Regions from separate parts of the Mus musculus genome. Here region 1 is linked to region 2. The links are chromatin loops, found by intact Hi-C in ENCODE. Cell type or tissue: left cerebral cortex. All regions are shown on one strand. Each heading gives the region's core, and the rest is flanking DNA. Links, peaks and the distances in the headings are about the cores only.

Evidence for each region. Peaks named below come from ENCODE experiments on the same cell type or tissue, not always from the same donor. Only the 100,000 strongest peaks of a DNase experiment are listed, where the experiment ranks them.
Region 1: a loop joins it to region 2, with 4 times the contacts of the local background. A loop is called at or near these places in 8 of 42 quality-filtered maps.

Annotation. Positions count from the first base shown.
Region 1 is chr15:43,166,181-43,177,662 of GRCm38, forward strand. Rspo2 (R-spondin 2) reads right to left here and starts at 4,638. Exons shown (of 6, transcript NM_001357956.1): 1 at 4,192-4,638; 2 at 3,551-3,815. The coding sequence starts at 3,644. In left cerebral cortex, for the core only: CTCF peaks have their summits at 1,662 and 4,735; DNase peaks (open chromatin) are centred at 1,641, 3,102, 3,354, 3,616 and 3 more places; H3K4me3 peaks cover 2,498 bases; H3K27ac peaks cover 1,050 bases.
Region 2 is chr15:43,526,559-43,538,878 of GRCm38, forward strand. Emc2 (ER membrane protein complex subunit 2) reads left to right here. Exons shown (of 11, transcript NM_025736.2): 11 at 839-1,219. The coding sequence ends at 925. Among named protein-coding and RNA genes, the nearest start is that of Gm41316, 29 kb to the left of the region's middle. In left cerebral cortex, for the core only: a CTCF peak has its summit at 5,626 (motif pointing left); DNase peaks (open chromatin) are centred at 5,699 and 7,867.

The DNA.
Region 1 (11,482 bases), core at 1-8,000, 360 kb before region 2:
AGCTAAACAAAAAACAACACCCATTTATGAATGCAGTTTACTCACAAGAACTCTAGACAGATAGTGGTGGTTAACAGTAGCTTGTAGGAACTGTTTTACTAAGTGAAGAGGAAGGGGCTAACAACTGTGAGCAGTTACCATGGAGACGAAACATGAGTTGCCAATCAGTCTCCCCAAATATCAGCATGTGTGTCCCTTCTACAAGGATAGGCATTCTTACCACTGTGTTTGTGCCTAATTAATAAAATTGTTTCAGCTGGGCCCTATTAGGGACCATTAAATGCACTTTTATGAAATAAAGGGAGAAAGCTCAGCCGAAGTCTATGACGGTCTTCATGAGATAGTTTTGCCCGAAAGTTGACGAGGTTGAAATTTTATTTTCTCAATCCTCTGGTTATCTTTGGAATAAAACGTGGGGCTAAAGGATACATTTGCTCTCTATTTCAGACTGGATGCAATTGATTTTAACTGACTAAATGATCTGATCTCTGCCAAGGATTTTATTTCATTAAGAAAATGATATTAAGGAGCATCTGAGATCATGGAGCAGACTAAACATAATGCCAAAGAAGTTCTGAGAATATGCCACAGTGAAGGTTTGATTATTTGCAGATGGAATAAAAAAAAAAAAGAAAAGAAAAAAAGAAAATCAGGTCCCAGGGGCAAGCCTAACCAATCCTGGTGCCATTGCTGCCTGCCTGCATCAGAGCACAAAGCCAAGGAAATAACTCATCTTTTATGCTACAGCACCTTTTTTTTTTTAAAGTAGTAATCACTTTTTTCCTAGAAGGTAATATTTAACTGCCACTATACAAAACAAAGGAGCAAGGGGAAATGTTGATACCACAATAGGCTCTAACATGTCAACTGTCAGTATTGACACGATTTGGCTGGTAGACAGGCATTCACAAAAAAAAAAAAAAAAAAAAAAAAAAAAAAAAGAAAGAAAGAAAAAGAAAAAAAGAAAGAAAGAAAGAAAAAACACCAAACCTTAATTTAAATCAATCTCCTTTGGAAAAGCCAATTGTTTGGTATGCACAACAATTGGTATAGGATCAATCAGTGGACATGAGATCAATTAAAAGCAGCTTAAGTTTGTGAGGAGGGACAATTCACACAACTTGAGTTAGATCTCTATTCATTTCAATATGCTCACAATACAGTCCCTTAAGCTTCCTTGCAGGGCAGAAAAGCTACTATGACCCTGCGCTGTCTAGCCAGTCCTTTAAGTAGTTCCACTTTTAATTAAAAACACAGTGCACCCTTTGTTGGCACAGATAGTATGGTCACTTTAAAAACTGTAGTTATTTCAGGCATAAACTTGGGATTCAGGAAGAGACATCTGTTGAGGGAGAGAAAGCCAGAAACATACTTTGATAGACACTTTTTGAAACAGCCATACCCATTGACATGTACATGAAAGCCTTCAAACTTTAGGAAATGACAAGGTTGCTCTGGCACACATTACCCCTGCACACTTTCTAAGTGGGTTTTTAAATGTCAGAGCTTGGGACTATAGATGGCAATAGCTGCAAGAGATTTTTTTCGAAAGCAAGCTCTGAAAACAAAATAGGATGTGATTCAGACACGCAAGAAGGAAAGCACAGGCACAGAGCCTGGGAGATGGCCCTACAGGAGAAATAAAGGCATGCAGTATCGCTCCTGGCCGCAGGAGTGCTGTGATACCATTCTCCACTCAGCAGCATCTCCACACTGTATCTCAGACAATGCCCCTAATTCTTCTGCACGCAAGCACAGGGGCCAGCAGTGGGAATCAGAAGTCCAAGTCATGTAATAGTCAGGAATGTGCTAAGGAGTTTTAGGTACTTCTGTATTTTGCAAACTTTATGAGCTTTTGTATTTTCAACAAAATTGATTTCAGTTCCAGTTTTTTTTTAAAGCAGACATAGCTTCTCCAAACACTGCAGACCACAATATAATAATAATAATAATAATAATAATAATAATAATAATAATAATAGTAATAATGATATAAGTATTGCCACATCTGCCAAACAACACCTGAAAACATAATGGCATGGAGAAAGGGTCCTGTTGGAAGAGGTGAGAAGAGATAAAGAGTCACTTTTCAAAGTTGGGTAGCAACATCAAACTCTCCCAGCTTTTGAAGAGGACTTTCTCCATGATGTTTTATATGTAGTAACCTCTGAAATAAAGAAACATTCCTCAAATGTCAGAAATGATGCAGAAAAAAAAAAAAGACTGGGGTGGATATATGTGTTCTTTATAATAAGCCAGAGACATGTAGCAAATTAAAAAACACTAGTTCGTTGATTGTCACACACCATGGATGACGTGAAGTTTTGCTCTGGAATAGGCCAAGCTCTTCAGCTCATGAGGAAAGCTTAATGCCCCCTCAAAATGTCAACAACAGCACTGATCCCTCCAAAACTAGCTTCAGGGCCAGAGTCTTTATCCCATCAGAGTCGTTTATAGCCTGGAAAAACAAAGCCAAGGTCTCCAAGCCTCATGACAAACTCTATCAGTGTAAAAAGACCAAATTGGTGGTCAGACAACTGACTCTCCTCAGGTGCTAACAAAGGGCCCTGTGCTAGTACTTCAACGCTATGTCTGTGTGATGCTGTACGTGTTTACGTCGCTACAGAAAACTTCATTGTGTCTGGCTCAAAAAATGCCCTTGGTTTAGCTGCCCCTCCCCAGTAAGACTGGAAGACAGGAGTCCAGAAATATGTGCACACTAAAGTTGAATTCTCTGAAATCTTTCTGGAGGCTTCCATCTGCCTTCACCCTTCACACAAGTGATGGATGGAGAAGCTAGCATTTAAAAAGACTCACATGAATCTCATTGAGTACAAAACCCTTCCCAGAAACTGCCGCTTTTGAGAAAACAAACAGGGCAATGTGGGCTTATTTGTAACAAACATTCACGCTGTAGGGGAGAACTCCCTGAGAAAGCCAGAGTAGGAGTCGCTACTTAATTCATTAAATTCCCATCTCTGCTAGGGTTCCGGAAAAGTGGAACAGTGTAGCTTTTTTTTTTCTCCGCAACTCAGGTTCTCCCATGCAACTTGACATTTCTCCCCAACAACACCCCCTCCACACACACACACACACACACACACACACGCCAGACCATGTCTAAAATTATCTGGAGCAGGATTTAGGGCACACGTGGGTCGGGAAATTAAAGACACTTGGACTTCAAGGAAGATGATTAAGAAGACAAAAGGAGAAAACTAGAAAAATGGTGCCACATAAGAAATGTGATCCAAAGAAGAGTTCAGGAGAGGTGGCACAGACTGTGAACCACATGATAAATCCCTGGGCGCTTGCGGGAGGGAAGCCCAGCACATCAAGCTCCCAATGCTTCTAAGGTCCCATCGCACCCACTAGGGACAGAAGGAAGCTTTCTGTGGAGTTCTGTGACCCTGAGAATGGTCAGTGGTAGCCCACACAAAAACTGGGGTGCAGAGCACAGTCCTGTCCCTCGAGTCCCTAAAGCCTAAATGTGAATAAGCACTCCCACCCACTCAGGAACTCCACGCACCTTCAGCCGAGCGCGACCCACCTCGCTTATTGCGTCTCCATCGGTTGCCTTGGCACTGGCTGTAATCCATACAGTTCAGAATGATGAGGGCAAATGAGAAGAGGCAAAAACGCATCTGGACGGTCGGGCTGGGGAGAGACACCTCTCAAAAGTCGAGGAAATGACGGGCTCCTGGAAGGAGACAGTGCGGGTCGCGCTCCTAGGGAGGACTTAGAGACAGATGTCACTGCCCTGCGGCTGCAATGATCAATTTGGCTCGATGAGCATCTCTCCCTCCACGGTGAACCTGGGAGAGGAGGAAAAGAGAAGCTGGGTGGGTGGAGGACTGAGAGAACCCGGAGGAGGTACCTGCACCTTCGCGCCTCTTAGTTTAAAGAAAGGAGGGAGGGAGGACGCGAACTCACTGGCACGATCCACGCAGCAGTTTAACGCAGATGGCACAGCTGCAGGAGACTTGGAGAGGAAGGTGATTACAATCAGTGAATTAGCAACCTCTGCGGAGCACTGCCTTCTGACCCTGGAGAAAGGGCGTTGTGCGAGCTCTGCAGAAGGAAAGGCGCTCTAGAAGCAGCCGAGCGCAGGGCTTTCAAGGGGCGCTCTGAAGCCTTTCGCTCCCCGGATGGGCTATCCCAGCGCCCCAGCACCAGGTGTAGATCGCCTACCGTGCGCTCGCGTCTCTCGGGCTGCACGGCGTGCCTAGGCGCGGCGCTCCATGCCAGGCTCTGGAAGCGAGCCGGGCTGTTTGGTCAGCACGTGGGCTCGGAAAAAGTTTGCGGACACCCGCCGGGAGCTCTTGGCAGCTTTAGGATTCCGCCGGCTGCAGAAGGGTCCGCGGACCCCGAGGGTCCTCGGGGCTGGCGGCGCCTAGCAAAAGCGCGCGGCCGGGCAAGCGCGACCGCAGGCGCTGAGATGCTGGGTCTCCGCCTGCGAGAGCGATTCCTAGTCGAGGGGCGCGTCCACTCTCTTCTTGGTGTCCGGGTCCAGTCGCTGCTCCCAGGGCTCTCTCCACCACCACTTCGCAGCTGAAGTTTCTCGCTGCCTGAGCTAAGGGAGACAGAACACTGCCCGGAGGCCGAAGGGATGTAGCCAGCGCACTTTCCGATGGAGATGCAGACAAGCTAAGGCTCGGGATGCTTCTATAAGTAGGTGGTGCTGTGGTCCAAGACATCTAAAGCCAGGCTGCCTCAGAGTTCCTGGGTCCTAAAGCCAGAAACGCTCGGGTTTCCCTGAGGTCCTAAAGAGTACTGACGGCATGCAGAGAGCTTCGTGTAAGAAAAATAATGCTCACCCGGCTTTCCCAGAGGGATGGTCTAAACTGAAGAGCACCTAGGGTGAGCGATATGGCCTGCCCTTGCTGTTCACACCCAAGGTGTCCTCTCGGGAACAATGGAGTCGATTCCCACCTCACCAATTAGCCTTTCTCCAGAAGAATTTGATGGGGAACTGAAGGTACCTTCTACTTTCCTCCTGAGTGCCAGGATGAGACTGCTGCTTCTGAAAAAACACTTCAGCCTTTAAAAAAAAAAAAAAAACAAGAAGACAAACCTCTGCCCTTTTCCCAAAATTTAAATCCTAGCCCTGCTCTGAAGGCAGACGTCCCCAGAAATTGAAACGCATGCTCAGTTTAAGGAGTAAGTTTAGTATTTCCCATTGCCTTTACCTTTCCACACAGCTGTTTTTTTTCCTTTACTTTATTTTTTTCCCAACAGATTTCACAAACATATGTGATACTTTGCAATACTCAAAAAATTGGGAGCTTTCTTCTTCAGAAATCGAATGTTTACCACTAGTTTGTTTTGTTCTTAATCTTTACCCCTCCTTTGTTTCCCAAGGTCTGAATTAAACTTCAAATGCCCTGAGTTGGAGAACTACTTACTATATCACTCATTAAAAACATTAGGTGCTACCAATTTTAATCTAGTGAAATCGTCTGCCATACATTCACTGCTATTGGGAATAATGTATTTCCTCTTTGAACAGAAGATAAGAATCTATAATGTTAGACTTGGCAATATAGGGAAATAATGTATGTCTTCTTTGAGCAAAAGATAAGAATCTATAATATTAGACGTGGCAATATAGACGTCTCTTTAAATGTGTTACTAGGCACGTTGTTACTGTAGCTTTTTAGTGGCTGTTGGTTGGTTTTATTTTTGAGATTGGGTTGTAGCCCAGGCCAACCTGGAACTCATCCTAGTAAGGCTGACCTAGAATTCCCAATCCCTCTGCCTCCACCACCTAAGAGCTAGGATTACAAACACATGCCCAGCCCAGGCTCCTTAATAACATTTTGTACTATTTCAATTCTCCCTTTTGTTCCTTCAGTTTCTGCATGGGCTCAGAAATTTGAACTGAAGAATCATATAGAAGTAATGGGGGCTTTAATAGCCATGTTTATTAATCACTCCACTATTTGGCTGTGATATTTCTGTTCTAGGAATTGGGGTCCCTGAGAACGACTAAGTGAGCCAGAGTTGAAGTTACTGGTGCCGTTTCCTTGATAAGAAAATTGAGCCATGAGACTTGCCCACAGGGTGCAAACTTCTGACAGGACACTTGGAAGCAGTTACTTTGACCCAGCTTCTCAAATCCTCAACTTTTATTTAAAAAAATATATATTTAGTGTGTGTGTGTTTGTGTGTGTGTGTGTGTGTGTGTGTGTGTGTTGGTGTTTTGCCTGCGTGTGTGCAAGTATGTTGCATGTGTTCCTGGTCCCTTTCAAGGCCACAAGAGGGTGTCAGATCTCCAGGGAATAGACTTACAGACCGTTGTCAGTGGACATGTGGATGCTGGGAATTGAACCCTCAGTCCTCTGGAAGAGCACACAGTGTTCTTAACTGTTGACATTTTATCACAAAATTTGGAAATGACTGGAAACAACTCAGCATAGGCTATTCTCTCTCCAGCTTGATAAGCAGCACTCTCTCCTCTCACCCAGTGTGCTGTCCTATAAGGATGAAATTCAAGAGGAAAGAAAACGCTTCCCTAAATAAGCTTCTCGGTTCCTGCATAGCTCTGAACACACTTAAGAGTGATGCATTTATCAGCAACCATTCAAATGAGCACAAACACAAGGGTATGTCGCACTACTTCACTGGGTTACTTTGCACAGTTATCTGGATCTCCACTTCTATGGCAGTAGTTTCAGGAAATTAGATCAAGTTCCCTTTCACCTCTTCTACCTAAAATCCATCTTTTAGGAATTTGCCATGGGGTCTAAGGTGTCTGAGAGCAAAGTCATCAGTGAATAGATTGGATTTATGGGCTGCTTATCCCCCAATACTTCAGAATGTCGCTCCTTTGAGTTGCCCTGTCTTAACCTGAAATATTTTAGAGTGGCCAGCTTCAGTGTTCAATGTGTGAGAAAAGAATTTAACACATCACTTTTGCAGCCTATGGTCAAATGTGTTTAATAACACACACACACACACACAAAGATAGACACTGGGAGAAAAGATGCCTGAGTATTTTTTTATCATATTCTGGTCTCCTCCATCTTTGTAAAGGATAGAACAGAACCTTAAAGTCTGTCACAATGCTGTATTTAAAGACTTACGCTTGATTTTTGCCACAAACTTATCTGTATAAAATCTTTTCCTTGTCCCCACACTAAGTATTTATTTCAAGAATCTAGGATCAGTCTCCCACTTAAAGCATAGCCTCACTGGATCCCAAACTGTGAAAGATCTTAATCCCGTACGTATCTTTGCTTCCTTTTGTTTCTAAGCTCAGAATGTGCTGTTGTTAGAGCTGGTGGTTCACAGTCACTCCATTCTGGAGACAAGAGATATTTTCTTCTAGTTGACTGGTTTCATTAAGGAGCTTTGTAAATAGGTGTGTGCCCAGTGTTTGTTTACAAAACACACTGATGAGGCATACTCCACATCATTCACTGCTATCAGAATGGCTCTCTCCCTTGGAAACAGTTTATTCTTGAAAAGCCTTTTGAGTTATGAGTCCACTTCCACACTTCCAGAGCTGAATATAGTCTTAATAAAATATGGGTGCCTATCAATCAAGTGGGTGTATTTATGCATGCCATTTTCTTACCTTTAACAGTTTCTCATGGCTCTTTCTCCTTTCAGCTAGAAGGTTGAAAGAACAGGAGTGTGAGATATCTCAGGTGACTGGAAATTCTTGTGTCTTCTTTTATTTTGTATCATTCATTCAGATAGCTTAAGTTTTCAGTTTTTGAAAACTACCTTCCTGTCTAAGCCCCTGGCACCTCCCTCTCCCAGGCAGCCTGTTCTCTTTCTTAGAGTGTGTTTTACTTTCGTATAGCTTCCCACATTTGAGTAGATGTTCAGAGGTAAATCCTTTAGCTATTTTTGTGCTTGCCAATCAATGTGTGTGTGTGTGTGTGTGTGTGTGTGTGTGTATACTCACATATATGTGAAGCTATGTACATTTATACATGTGTTCTTACCTCTTTAGCATCCTAGTGTCTCTCTTTGGAGCGACATGGATACTAATTCAGACCTCAATGTTTTAAGTGTGCCTTGGAGTTCAGTTCACTGTCATTTTTTTTCCTTTCATAAAATCATGTACATTTGCATTTTATTTAGTCAATTCCCTACATTGTCATCTTTTTTTCTGATTTTAAAAAGTACTGCTTCACATGATTTTACATGATAAATTCCTAAAACTAGGAAAGTTGAACTGGACAGTTGCATATACCATATACCTTTGTGTTCTCTGTCTCTCACTGTCTCTGCCCCTCTCTCTCTCTCTCTCTCTCTCTCTCTCTCTCTCTCTCTCTCTCTCTCTCTCTCTCTCTTCCCTTCAAATTGCTTCCATAAAGATTTAATGATATTTCATTGTATGAAAATTCTTTCTCACTAAAAAACAAACAATACATTTCTTTTTTTTTAAGAATTATTTATTTTATGTATATGAGTACACTAGAGTTGTCTTCAGACATACCAGAAGAGGGCATCAGATCTCATTACAGATGGTTGTGATCCACCATATGGTTGCTGAGAATTGAACTTAGGTCCTCTGGAAGAGCAGTCAGTGCTCTTAACTGCTGAGCCACCTCTCCGGCCCCAACAATACATTTCTTAATTATTAGTAACCAAAGTGGCTTTGTGGGCTGGAGAGATGGTTCAGTGTTTCAGAGCATGGGCTGCTCCTTTAAAGGACTATGGTTCAACTCCCAGCACCCATGTGGCAGCTTACAGCTGTCTGTTAACTCTAGTTCCAGGGATCTGACACCTTCTCACAGACATACATGTAGGCAAAACATGATCGCACATAAAATAAGAATAAATTACTTTTTTATTTCAGTGTGCTTGCAGCAAAGTTTTAACTAGTAATTCTTGGCTTTTAAACAAAACCATGCGCCCCTAGTATGTGTAAATCATTTTATTTCCTTTTCAGTTATCTCTCTGAAGATGTAATATATTCCTTCTCTATTGTCTTCGTGCTGTCTTTTGTGTTGTAAAATGTAGCCTGTTAATACAAATTATGTCTTCTGATTTGAGTTGAAAGTATGTTTCTTTTCTGTTTGGCTTTTGCCTTTTCAGAGTGGTTTTTATGTATATTAGTATAAATGAAGAAAACCTTAAAGAATGTGCTGGAGTGGAGTTTGTCAGTCTTCCCCTCACATAGGCTACAGCTGGCAGAATACTGCCCATGGCATTGCTTCACAGTCACATTCAGGAGGTGGCAGACGCATAGTTTCCGCAGCATACAGAGAATGCTCATGATTGATCTCCTGTCTGCAGGACAGGGCTAGGGTAGGACAGACTCAGCTTTTTCTGAATCTTGAGTGTTTATGTTCACAGATTTGGTTGAATTTGGCACTGACTCTTGCTTTCATTCACTGACTGATTCAGAGTCTCTTATCTTTTATGTTATCAGATATTCATAGCCTCAGACTAAAGTTTCCCACAATGTTTTTATTCATTGTTGATATTTGTTAAGGGTACATGTAGTATTACAGGCTGGGACAATTTTGGCATTTTGTGACATTGTGTCAGTATGGATTATGAAAATTTTTCCTCTTAAATATGTTAAATGTCCGTTTTCCTACCTACATGAGATGGCACATGCTCATTTATTATGTTTGTATAGATAAATTAAATTAATAAGAAAAATTTTCACTAACGTCACAGATCAGTTCTTATCTAGCCCAACTTGTTGTTTTAAAAAGTCCCACCATAATTACTTATTTAATGTTTTTAAAATGTATAAATGTTTGATTCTCCAAAAGCTAGTCCTGCCTCTTGAGAACTCATCTCTATGCTGATGTGATAACTCCTATTTCTTGATTTTGTTCTCCGTCTCCTGGAAATAATTTAGAAGGCCATATTGTTGATTCTAAAGAAAATCCAGATCAGACCAGATCACTAGAGCAAGCTCAAGATCTGACCTGAAAATTTGAAGTTATTTCCCTTCTCTAATCGTCTGTGCCCACACACTTTTTAACTGCATCACTTCAGTATTCTTGTGTGTGACTGCAGCTTTTGGAAGCAAACATTATTGTGAAAACAAGAGATACATGGAGATTCTCAGTTATCTAAGACTTGGGTTCAATTTTCACTGCTATGAATGGGGTATCTCTTCCACTCTGTTTGCACAATAGCTAATCTGTTTGTGGTGTGGCTGGGATAAACAACTGAGCAGATAACATCCTCCCCAGAACTTCTCAGTCTTAGCATCTACGGCAGATACACCATTTCAAACACCATCTTCAAGGGCAGGCAGACTTACAGCTCACCCTCAGCAAGTGAGTGAGAGCTCTTGGCAGGTAGTTCCTGTGCTACCCTCATTGCTTCTTCCAGTTTGTTTCCATCTTTATTTTACCTTTACTGTGGTTTTGTTGCTTTTTAGGTGTATTTTACCTTGAAATGTTAAATGGATTTCTAGAAGCCACTATGTTGAACCAATATGGAGGAAATGTTTTAAATATAATAGAAAAAATATACATTAGTAAGAAAACTAATAGGGGGTTCTTTGAGTTCCTGAAGACAACTACTCTATTCAAAATAGAACTGAGAAAATAAGCATGAGATGAACCTGGGGGCTGACTAGTCCCACTGGGAGATAGAATCAAGTGAGTGAGACAGACAGACAGACAGACAGACAGACAGACCAAATGTTCATAAACACCCCTCCTTGTGGTGGAACCCTCCTTGTGGTAGACCACAGTTGATAATATTTGGGGGCATCAAAAATTAGCTTTAAAGTAGTATCTGAGGGTCCCCCCAAAGTCTAGTTATTTTCCCTTCTTGAACATGGTCATCTGATAACACTAACTCTTACTGAGGATGGACAGGAGAAAGATTTATAGTTTTAGATTTGGCTTCATCTATTAAAGAAGTCTGGATCTATGAACTGGCTCAAACCTAGCTGTGCCTCTGTGGTGAAGTTATAGTTATAAGCCACACATACTGTTTCTCTGTTATACAAATCAGATAAGGTATTGACTGTCCAGTATAATAGATAAAATTGTTTTCTTAGTTATAAAAACAGATTAAATGGTAATAAATAGTCTTTTTACTTTATACAGGTATCAAATATCAATATTTGCTTGTTCTTATTATTCTGCTGGATCACACAGAAGTGTGGATTGTACTTAACTTGGTATCCAAATATTTAGATTGAAAAGTATAAGCCAGGTGTTGTGATGCATGCCTGTATTCCAAGTACCATTGACAACTGTCAAAAGTTTGAGGTCAGCCTGATCTACATAGTCAATGTTGTACCAGCCACGCTAAATAGCAAAACCTCATTTCAGTAAACCAAAAGAAGTAAACATAAGGTATGACACAGACAGTGTGGTGTAGCTAAACAAAGATGCTATCACCAGACAAAGAGCCATGCCAGCAGGATGTGTTCTCTTCTGCAAACATTTCATGTCTCTATGTACGTATGTAGTCATTGTATGTGGAAGCATAAATTCACCTTTGTGTTTGGGAATTTAATGTGATTAAGAGGTGTCCATTGCAT
Region 2 (12,320 bases), core at 1,638-9,637:
CAGATTAATAGACTTTCCCCCACCCTCATAGGGAACAAGCACTTATTGGGTAAATCTGTTGTGTTAAATCAGACCTGATGCAAATGACGGTGATTGCCAGCTCAGTTAGAAAGCTCATTTTGAAATCAGCATGGGGTAGTCAGCACTGATTCCCCAGTGGATGAGTTTGAATTTAATATGTTCTGAATTTGCTTTTGTATACAGGAACCTAGGACTTGATATAATATATTTTGTTTTCATTATAAAATTTAATCCCAATTAGTTTTATAAAGTGAATTAGAACTTAGTAGGCAAGAAGTGTATCTATCATCCAGCGAAGTAACAAATCTGAAGTTTGAAAAATGTGACCTATTTTAAATAATGTCAAAGTCTGTACATTTTTACTTTTAAATGTTTAATTAAGATATTTGCATGTATAGTGCACCTCGTTTTAAATTCCAAACATCCATTTACAGGTTAGACAAGTAAATATCAACTCTATTTCTCTCTATGTGTGTGTTTAAATTTCATCTAAGTTATTCAGTTCCTCATAAATGTTTTGGAGTCTGAACCTAGGGTAGTTTTAAAATTCAATCTAAACTTTTATAGGTTATCATGCTAATTAAAATCAGCTTAAACTACCCAAGTATGTAGTGAAATATTTGTACACTTCAACTGAAGATGAAACCCTATTGCAAATATCCATGAAACTCAGAGTTCGCTCAGACTGTAAAGTACATGTGATTTCACAGGAATGATAAATAATATTTTCTTGCACAATATGAAGATGAGGTGTGATGTTTAAACTTTGCAATGAAATTGAACCTACCTAACTGAACTGTTTTTCCTTTTTAATTAGTTTGCAGGTCGAAGTAAGAAGGAAACCAAATACTCTCTTAAGGCAGTTGAAGACATGTTGGAGACATTGCAGATCACTCAGTCTTGAGGTTTCAGGAACCCATTTGACGTTAGATTTCAAACTACACAGTTGAACTTTTTGGCCTGTGACTGAATTTACTAAATATCTAGTGCTATTTGTATTCTAATTTTCTCTGAAGAGGTTGTTATAAAGAATGTTTAACTAAACCTCAGCTTGCCTTGTACTGCTAGGAAGCAGGGAGATGGAGGTAATCCATGGGACAGAGATTTAAGACCTATTGATTGTATATCCATCCTCGTATATCACCCCTACACCTTATTAAATAAACCATGGTTTATTAAACTCATGTATGAAAATTCTAGTTTCTTTTGTTTTATTGGAATTCGTGTGTTGTTGTAGAGCTCATTTGTCAGCTAAGTTCTTCTCGTTGGTGAGGAGAAACATACAAATATATAGCTTGCAGAAACAAATTATTTTGAGTATTTTACAGTGTCAGGCTGGATTTTGTTGTACATTTCAGTGGGCTGTTGAGGTTTTTATTCTTTCAAATTGTTCTAATAATAAATTTTACATAAATTATAACATTCTTTAAAATTGATGATAGCTCTGTGAAGGTTTTGTTTGATGTAGACATTTTTATCCATAAAATGCCTCAAAGGCAATAATGGGCTAAACATTTAGAATTAACCCTTTTACACATTATGGTTATTAAAGCTTTTAATTGTGAATTACATATAATATATTTAGAATCATAAAAATATCAAGGATATTGTAACCACTGGGATCTCCTTAGTTTTCAGGGGAAAGGAAAAATCTAAACTATTTTTTAAAATATTATTACTGTTCTTATATATAGTCATCTCTTTACTACAATTTCTTGTCTGTTTCTTTGAGTAGTGCATAGCCAGTACTCTGCCTTCAACAGCACTTTGCTTGTCTCCATAGGTTAGAAAAGATTTGAGTGCTAAGCACCAGGCAGCTGTCTATACAGGGCTGTTTATTCTCCAACTATGAGTAGGGGTTACAGAAAATATTGACAACTACTTTCATTATCAGCTACTTTTAACCGTTTAAATAATTCTTTGTACCAGAAAATTGTTTTTGGTGTTTAATCTTACATGTTATAGGTATTTTCATTTTATAAGTTCATGAGCAATGAACAGAAATTTGTAGTCTTCTGTGAGCTAATGCTGCCCATGTGAAGATACTTTTTCACCACCGATCTGTTAGCATAAAGATATACGTTTTATGTATACAAACCTACTTACTGCATCTCCAGCATTATGAAACATTTATATTATCAGCATTATGAAACATAAATAACCTCGTGCCTGCACCTTTTCTCCCTTGCTAGATATGAATGTATCTCTGAAGTTGTATTTGTGTAGTAAGAAAGTTAGTTCTTCCTGTGGCTGCTCCCTGCGGTTTCCTTTGATTGTTCAAAGGTATTTTTAAAATAACTTCCTGCCTAAGTTTGTTGCTAATAGTAGTAATTTATAAATTTTAATATAAGTACACAGATAATTTCTATTTCTTCTTTATTTACAGTGAGCTGTTTTGTTTAGACAATGACAGAATTTCCTTTCTGTGACAGATACAGGACATGAGTAGAAGCTGTGTCAGAAATGTGAGGCTAAATATTTGAAAATAAATATATTTTATCATAATAGAAAAACTCTAGATCTATGTAGAAAAAGCATTTGGCAAACTTCAGTTTCCATTTATGATTCAGAATAAAGCCTCAGAAACAAAAGAAAACTTTCCTTACTTGATGAGCAGAATCAACAGCAACTTAACGGCAGAAAAACTACATACATTCTCAGTAAGATACTGAGCAAAGACAAATTTTCTTCATTTATGCCACATAATTGCATAGAAAAAGGAAATAAAAGGCTTGTAAACTGAAAAGGAAGAAAGAATTACATCTCCTTCCCACTAAAAAGATTGTCCACAGAAAAAGTTTAAGGTAGCGTCCAAAATATACCGGATTCATACATTAATTCAGTAAGGTCAGTAAGGTTTTGGGTTTTTGTTTGTTTTTTGCTAAGCAAAAGAGAAATTTTTTGATGAATATGACTCATGCTAATAAAATGTATATAAAAAATCATTTTTTCGGGATTAAAGGCTTTAACATTTTAACAGTTGTTTTCTCAAAGTGGTTCTATAGAATTAACGTAATTTCTGTCAGGATTCTCCATTTATTGTAGGTCAAAAGATGATTCTGCAGTGTGTGAAAAGGCATCGCCAGAGAGGGGCATTAGCACTTGAAGACAAGAAAATTGAGGGATGGTGCTGCTAGGTACTAAGATAGAAGGCTGCAGTGAGCAGGACTCTTGGAGTGGTCAGTATGAAGATCGGATCGGCAGGCAGGAAAGGATAACCAAGAAACAGACCCATAGCTGGATGGACATTTGATTTTCGAAAGTACTGTTTGAAACAATGTGTTGGAGCAACTTTTAAAAGTACTCTGGAACAGTTACAGATAGTTAACAAAACAGCATGTGCTTTTATTTGGAGGAATTGGGTGGGATCAAATCCAGGGCCTTGACCTTGAACCCACACTTAGGCAAATGCTTTATCAAGTGAGCTACGCCCTACTAATTCTAGCATTTTGTGTTTTTGAAAGGTAATCCTGAGAGCCACTGAAATTGGAAACCCATTGTTATACTAAGTTGGTGGACAATGGAGACTTGTTGCTGTGGAGATCTGTATGTTTCATTCTTTGCTGCTTAACCTTTTTTTATGTTAGTGTTTATTGTATTATATTTTTCTCTTTTCGCTTTGCATCTTTTTTCTTTTATTTTTAACTCAAACTTCTTTTTACCACAAACCTTTTACCCCATGTATTTTATATTTTGGAGTATTTTTTTTCTTTTTAATTTAAGAATAGTTTATCACTTTTAAGTAACTATCACTTTAATTTCTCAGAAGTTAAGGTTAATTATTTCTATTTATGTTAAGTGCCCTCAATATCATGAGAAACATTAGACATTTATAAAGTAGCCTATTGATATTCATATGTAAATATTTTCCTGTAGGTCTATAGGTACACATCCATATACATTCATAATTGCAGGGGTTTTTTGCAACAAAATATTATCATCACCATAATGTAGGGAAGATACATGCTTTGTATTATAGTATGCAATACTGCTGCTCCACACAAAATAGCACAGCAGAAAGCAAGAATACAGAGTTCCTTAGCCATTGTTCTTGTACAGCTTATAGTAAATTTGGATATCTCTCAAAAACTAAATTAGAAGTAACCTTCATTAAAAAATGAGTGAATTCCAGTATGATATTTGCATCTCTATTGTTCACAAGAATATAAAAACTGTAAGAATTTAAAATTCATTTTAAAAATCTTATGTATATGGATGTTTCACCTGCCTTATTGTCTGTGCACTACATATCGAAGCCTGAAGAAGGCATCAGATTGTCTGGAGCTGGAGATACTGATGGTTATGAGCCATTTGGGTGCTGTGTATCAAACTCTGGTCCTCTCAAAGAACGAACAGTATTCTTAACTGCAGAAACATCTCTCCAGTTTACAAAATTCATTTTTAAGATGTTTAGATATGTGAGAAAATTCTCTACTTCTATCAAGTTACTGTGTAACTTTGGTGAACTTCCTTTAGCAAGGAAGTCACTATTAGGGAAGCTTATACAGTAACAGTAAAAAAATTATATAACAGAATGAATTAGAAATTTTAAGAACTGCCCATCAAATGTGGGATAAAGTATTGAGTGTCCTTTGTGACTTGAATTTATTTTCGAGTACCTCTTAGGCAAATGGGTTATGAATTACATGGAAGGGTGAGTGTGCCACATCTTCTGAGACCCCTTGTAGCTTTGGCTGTCCACAGCAATTGGCAGTCAAAGTGAAGGTCTCCAGAGTGCTAAGAAGGAACCACTGCTTTCAAATGTTCAGCTCAAATGACAACTGGTTTTGGATCTAATTTCAGTTTCCTGGCCTAACTGTCATTCTTCGTAGGTCAGAGAGGACCAGAGAAAATACAGCCCCATTGTTTGGTAACCCCTCAGTGACTTAAAACAAACTACTGGAATACAGATGCCTATCATTTTTGTAATTAAAATATTAATGAGGGGAATCAGGGTAGTGAGAAAATGTTGAAGATACATATATATTATGCGTGTATGTACACACACACACACACACATCTTTCTAAAAAGAACTTAAAAAGAACTCCAAATAGTACCTTCTACATGGTAACAAACAAACGATTGATCACCAGTAATAATCAAGATTGTGGGTAGCAAACACACCCTCCAGTGTCAGGAGCTCAGTTAGTGTGTCTAACAAGCCACCTGGTTGTCCAAAAATATGTTTTGTGAACATGTAGAATAATTTTGAAATAGAGTAATTAATGATGTATATTCCATATGACTCCAATTCCTGCACACACAAAAAAACATTATTATAAAGATTAGAAAGAAAACTGTTTTAAAGGTTAAAGAAATCAGTAAAAGGTGTTCAACAAAATATTTGTTTTCATTTTGAGGTAGGAAGCTATAGACTTCACATTCTTGATCATATTCTTTAGCTTCCCACAAGGAAATATTGACTATTCTACAGCATATTTTGTAGCATTAATAGCATTATATCTATAGTTGATATGTTAAAAATATCAATTTTAGTTGATTAGTTAAAATTCATAATTTAGTAATTATTGGTTTGAAATAACAAAGCTTTCATGTTAAGTTCTATACTATTTCACAAGCCTGTAGAAGTACGCCACCTAGTGTTTACCTTTTTTAAATTCTAGAACCCGCAGGCTAGGTTGGTATTATTTTTTTATTATTTTAAAATTTATTTATTCACTTTACAACCCCCTATCAGCCCTTGATCTCTCCTCATTCCAACTTCCCCTTCTCTCTGGAGAAGCCCCTGCACATCAAGTCACGGCAGGACTTGTCCCATCTTCTCCCACTGAGGACAGACAAGGAAGTCCATTTAGGGGCAGTTGATGTTATTTTAAACTACAAAATGTGGTCATGATTTATTCAAATCAATCCAGAGGTTAAAATAATTGTGGAACATTGTTATATATGTGCTCTAGCTTTTTGACATCAGACTTTCCTAAAGTTGTTATATATTTGATGGATGTTTTTCTTATTTGATTATCCCAATTCAGCAATTCACTTAACATGCCAACTTGTAGTAAATAAGAAATTAAGTTCAAGAGTTACAAGTTTTAAAGCCTTAGGATTAATTTGAATATATGATTATTAGTTAAATAATGTGAATAAATCAATACTTATGTGTATGTCTAACAAGGGCAGCGTCATTTATCCTTGGTGTGTTCATTGAGTTTATAAGTGTAATTGTATTAATTGAGGTCCTAGTCATTGAATATTGTCTGATGATGGAAATTTGCATTTTGGATGCACATTAGCCTGTATTCCAGTAGGAAACATTTTCAAATGTTAATACAAATGTAAATTTAAAACCCTTTGATTTGATCCCTGTGGCTTTTCAAGTAGTCTTGTGGTTTAAATCTGGAATAGTACCATAGGCTCATGTGTTTGAACACTTGGTGGCCAGTCGATGCTGCTGCTGCTTTACAAGTTCTTGGAACCTGTAGAGGGGAGCACTTGGAACCTGGAGGAAGTGCTTGTCTTGGGGCAAGACTTGAGATTCCATAGACAGGATCCCTTGCTCACCACCCTCTGCTTCATAATCATTTAGGCAGTGTTACCTCATGTTCCTGCTGGCATGCCTTTGCTGTGATAGACTGTATTCATTTCTAAAGCATGAACATAAAAAAAAATTAAAACAACCCTTCTTTGAATTTTCTTTTGTCATAGCAATGAGAAGAGTAACCAATATGCAGGCAGACATGCCCTGGAACAAAACGTCAAAACCTAAGGAGGGCTGGTTTTAAGATTTATTCATAGGGATGAAGTGTTGAGAATTGGTTCTAATGCTTTGTCTTAATTCAGCTCCCCAAATCACACAGGAATCTGCATCTCCAGATGCTAAGGGTCCCTATCCTCAATTGGTTTTTGATTAATCAATGAAGAGCCAAAGGCCAATGGCTGGGCAGGGTAAAAAAAGTAGAAGGACTTTTAGGATTCCTGGGCAAGAAATGCAGAAGAGAGAAGGAAGAGAAGTGCCATGACACTGAACCTGATGAGATTTCGGAGCTTCTGAAGAGAATCGTCCAGCAGTGGAGGTGCAGAAGGAAGGCAGCCCCATGGGAGGGCTGCCCAGAGGGAAAACAGGGCAGGAAAGGTACAAAACAGGTTTAGAAAGTGTTAACTGAGAAATACCAGAGGTGAGTGTGTGCTAGCTGAGGAGAGGTTTGGAAGCACCCAACCATTGAGCTGGTCATGGCGTATCAAAATATAAAGGTTGAATGTGTGTCTTTCATTTGTGAATCCAGAAAACTCTAACAGTGTTAGAAGTGTGATCACCACTAGGACCTCAGAACAGATTAACAATTCACCACTAAAATAAAGGTTTTTAATGAAGATACTGTTGCTTACGATGTTGAGTTCTCTAGGCTGTTCAACTAACTGGACAGTGCGAGAGAGAGAGAGAGAGAGAGAGAGGGAGAGAGAGAGAGAGAGAGAGAGAGAAAAGCATTAATATATACTAGAGATTGTGATAGAGATTTCATCAACATCGATAAAAAAACTTTAAAATTTGAATCCTGAGCTACTTACAACTACCAAAATCCTCAGTTCTATCTTTGAAAAAAAAAAAAATCCCTATTCCTCATAGTTCTTACAAATGGCACTTGTAAGAGCCGCAGTTTTTTTACTTCACGATTGGAATGTTTGAGGGCAGATGATACTGCTTACAAGATGGGCCACACTGAGTTCAGGTTGCTTGCTGAAGCAGCGCTTTCGTTCTCTGGTGGTCTCTATCTATGTCTTCTACCAACAAATGCAAAAGCTCCCAGTAAGAATGTCTCCTTTCAGTTTCCCTTCTCCTCAGGCATATACTTGTCCTAAAGAGAATGCTTAGGAAAGTGTGCTGACCTCATATTTTGTCTCCATGCCAACTGATGTCCACAAGGAGTAGCAAAGAAGTGCTAAGCTTCTCAACACTCAAACTGAGGTTATCAGTCTGTGAATTTAAATAGCAACATTTGAAAGTTATAGGCTAGGTTTATTTTTAATTGATTATGACAAATTTTGCTTAGAGCCCAGCAGGAACTCCTTGACAGCAGCTTACATTTTGCAGAAATTCAGAGTGAAAGATTTATGAAATTTCCCAATCTGCTAAGAATATGAACCAGACAGAAAAATTATCCACTAAGTTATAGTAAATGTCAGTGGCTTTAAAACAAAACAAAACAAAACAAAAAAACCCTTTAAACCCAAATTTATGTTTTAGTTCTAAAGGATATATACATTTTATTTATAATATTGCCTTATGGCTTTATGGTACCCAGAGTCTCTTGCAGTTGCCATGGGGAGCTCTGTTGTTCGTCAGTGCAGAGTTTTCTGCTTGGCACAAAATATATTTATGATGGCATCTGTGTTTGCTGGTTGTTGCATTTGCAGTGGAACTTGTATTTCAGCCAGTTGAAGAGAAGGGGAAAGAAAGCATATTAAACTTGACTTCTGGGCAATGAAACTGAAGCTTCTCGTTACTTGCATTGATTCATTCCAAGAACACAAAATGTAGCTGCAGTCGTGTTCCCTTGTTCTATACATGAGGCAGGCTTTTCTAATAATATAAAAACCCAGGAGATCAAGAACACTGTACTCTGTCAGTTGACAGGGCACTGGCTTTTAATTGGAATTTTAATATGGGGAATTAGTCCATATGGAAATTCTGAATTTTGTTTGCTTATTGAAGAGGAATCATCAATATCATATAATGCATCATTTACTTTAAACAAGGGGAACCTTTTTCAGATTTTTAAGGCAGGGTTTCCCTATCACCAAACCTAACTTTGAATGCTCGATCCTTTTCCCTCAGCTTCCCAAGGGCTGGGATTACACGCGTGTTGCTATATCACCCAACTGCAACTGAAAATCTAAATAAACTATCTTAAAAATTCAGCTTTCAGTTATAATGAAAGAACCAAGATAGGAAATGACAGTTAATTTATTAGAGTCTGCGATTTTTTCTTAAAAATAAATTTTGTTTTAGATTTACCATATATTGTTCAATCCAGTTTTACAAGTTTGGCTTTGTCTACTACATAGCCCTGTTTGATCATCATCAGACTATCATCAGGCATCCCAAGAGCAATCAAGACTATAGAAACACTTTAATATGGGTCCTTAATATAAAGAATTAATGCTTAGGTATATACATTATTTTCATTGTAATTTTGTAGATTTTTAAAAATTTCAATGTTTGCAGTATTAGAGACAGCATTTGATTCAACATGAACTTACAATGTTTCATGTCACAGATATGGTGGTACATATGTGTAAAAGGGGTGATAGTGATATCATTGTTGCACCTTGCTACTGAGGTTGTAGTCTACCAGGTCCAGACAGCTTTCCTGTGCTTGGCGGAAAATGGAATACTCCCTTTTCTTAGAGGGTCTTCATCTTCTCCACGACCTGTGGAGTTTGACCCTCAATCTTCGACCTGAGGAACGTCTCTCCATGGAAATGAAATATCCCCAGAACCTTAAGCCTCAGCCAATGAAACTCAGCCAAAGAAGAATCCCTTCCCTCTCTCTAAGTTTCCTTTTGTCTTGATTCAACCTGAATAAAGTGCATGTGCATAAGCTGTTTCACTGACCCTCAGCTAAAAGAGCCGCTTCGTTGAATACGGTATAAGAGCCGGTATAAGCGCCTGTAATACTAAAATCCTAGGAGAAGGCCTTCTCCTTGCTACATCCCCTGCCAGACCTGGATCCTGCCAACCCATCCATTTTAGACTGCCTGCCATTCTTTCCTACCTGGTATGCAGCAGTACCTGGACACCACAAGGTAAGAAGTGGAAAATGGAGCCACAGATAATGATCTCATTCTTAGATTTTGCCCTCAAGGAGCTTTCTTTTAGTATGAAAGATAGTCAATAAGAAAGAAAATTCTTCTTTTTTTTTTTTTAAATCACTAATCAACTTTCCAAGATGTCAATGTAAGAGTGAAAGTCCAGCATCTCATAACTGAATGCTTATGCAGCACCTTCAAACGATAATGAAACTAAGGGTTGGGAAATTTTGTGATCCCATGTGGGAAGAGTTATGCTTTTCTTATTTATTTATTTATTTTTAAAGACAGGTTTTCTCCATGTAGTCCTGTCTGACCTGGCTGGAATTTGCTATGTAGACCAGACTGGTTGTGAACCTCTGCCTCCCAAGTGCTAGGATTAAAAGTATATGCCACCTTCCCAGCATGTCCCACCACTGCATGACATGCCCCATTTATAAGGAGGAGAAAACAAAACATTTTAAAGTGATAGGTTTTATGTCTTTCTTGCTAGGAGCGAGGTTAAGACCCAGAATTTGTATAGTAGAACAGGAAATTCCAATATACTTTAAAACATATAAGAGATATCTGTAATTTCCATCTACTATAAAGTACCTGTGGGGCAGTTTTTTTGTTTGTTTGTTTTGTTTGTTTTTTTTTGTTTGTTTGTTTGGTTTTTTTTTTTTTTCGAGACAGAGTTTCTCTGTGCAGCCCTGACTGTCCTGGAACTCACTCTGTAGACCAGGCTGGCCTCAAACTCAGAAATCTGCCTGCCTCTGCCTCCCAAGTGTGCCACCACACCCAGCTCTGTGACAGTATCTTTATTACTACTACTTTGGAAATATACAACTAAAACCACTGGGGATTTTTGTTATAGACTATAACAGCTAAAGAAAATCTAAAGAGAGTGTTAAGTATGTGACAAGCTTTCTTTTAAAGATAAAATACATGATTTCAAAAGTGACATCAATTCTTACATTTTTTTCCCTTATCTTAGAAAAATGATTTACTGACCATAGTTTTATGGAGGAGAATTAATTGGTTTAAATTTTACTATTGTCTTCTATTTCTATTTTTTTATTTTAAATAATCATGCTCATTCATTAAAATATTTATCTCTGCTCATTTGAGCACTTAAAATTCCATGGCAGTGTTCAGTAAAGTCTGGTAGTGGTTTTCTTGTGTGATAGAACATTATGAATCATAATTTTCTGAAATAATAAAAGAATCTTAAAATCTTATATGTAATAGATTTTATGTGCTACTGATTAGAAGGTTACTTCTGATCTTTTTGAACAAATAACCTCTTTCATAATACTGCATGATTTTGATACCTCAAGTATTTAAGCTTATTTTCTGGTTTTTTTATGACATCTTATAAAGATACTTTAGCAAAAATGAGCTTTCATAATTGTTGTATTTAATTCTCAAATTTTGATGGAATGGTAAGTGTTGTCAATTTAATGGGATCTGAAATACACTAAGGTATTCCTATGGGTAGATCTCTGGGGGGAAATTTCCAGGAAGGTTTACTGAGGAAGAAGACACTCTCCAAGAATGGGCTGGTCCTTCTACCCTCAGTCCACATACAAAGGGTAGGTTGCAGAAGAAAAGCATCCTCCTGCCTTGCCTCTCACTGATAATCACAACTATCTCATCATTGCTACTACAGCTGATGTTCTTCACTGATATCAAAATAGCAATACTTCCACTGTTTGGAGTCCCAGCAACCCCCCCAACCACATCATGTATGCAAAGGGTCTAATGCAGACCCATACCATCTCTGTTGTTGCAGCTTTAGTCTTTGTGAGCCACTTTTGAGCCCTGCTTAATTGATTCTGTGGCCCATGTTTTCCTGGTGTTCCTGACCATGCTGGCTCCTACAATCCTTTCTCCCTCTCTTCTTCAAGTGTTCCTGGAGCTCCACCTAATGTTTGTCCATGGGTCCCTATTCCTGCTTACACCAACTACTAGTGGAAGCCTCTCTGATGATCACTAGGCACCCATCTATGACATAGATACAAGCATCCCTGCGTACATGTGTACGGACATACATATTTATTTTTGCCAACTGTGTTTGGTTCTACCTTTGATCTCTGAGCCATCCAGCTTCTGAATCCTGGCCATCCAGGCAGGGTCAGGCATGAGCTTCCTCTAGTGGTTGGACTTCCAGTTAGACCAGTTATTGGTTGGCTACTCCCACAAGCTCAGAGCCACCATTGTCCCAGTGCATTTATTGCAAGCAGTACTGGTTCATAGGTTGGTGTCCCAGTCCCACCACTGATAACCTAACCTGGCTACAGAAGATGGCCAGTTCAGGCTCCATATCCTCCATTACTAGGAGTCCTCTCTAGGGTCACCCTGATAAACTCCAGGAAGTTTCCACTGCACTAGGTTTCTACATCACCCCCTAAATATTCACCTATTCCAGTTGTCTCTCCCTGTGGGCTCTCCCTCCATCCCACCTACCCCACGATGATCTCTCTTGTTCCTATACCCTCCTACTCCTAGTTCATCCACAAAATCTATTCTAGTTCTCCTTCCCAGAAAA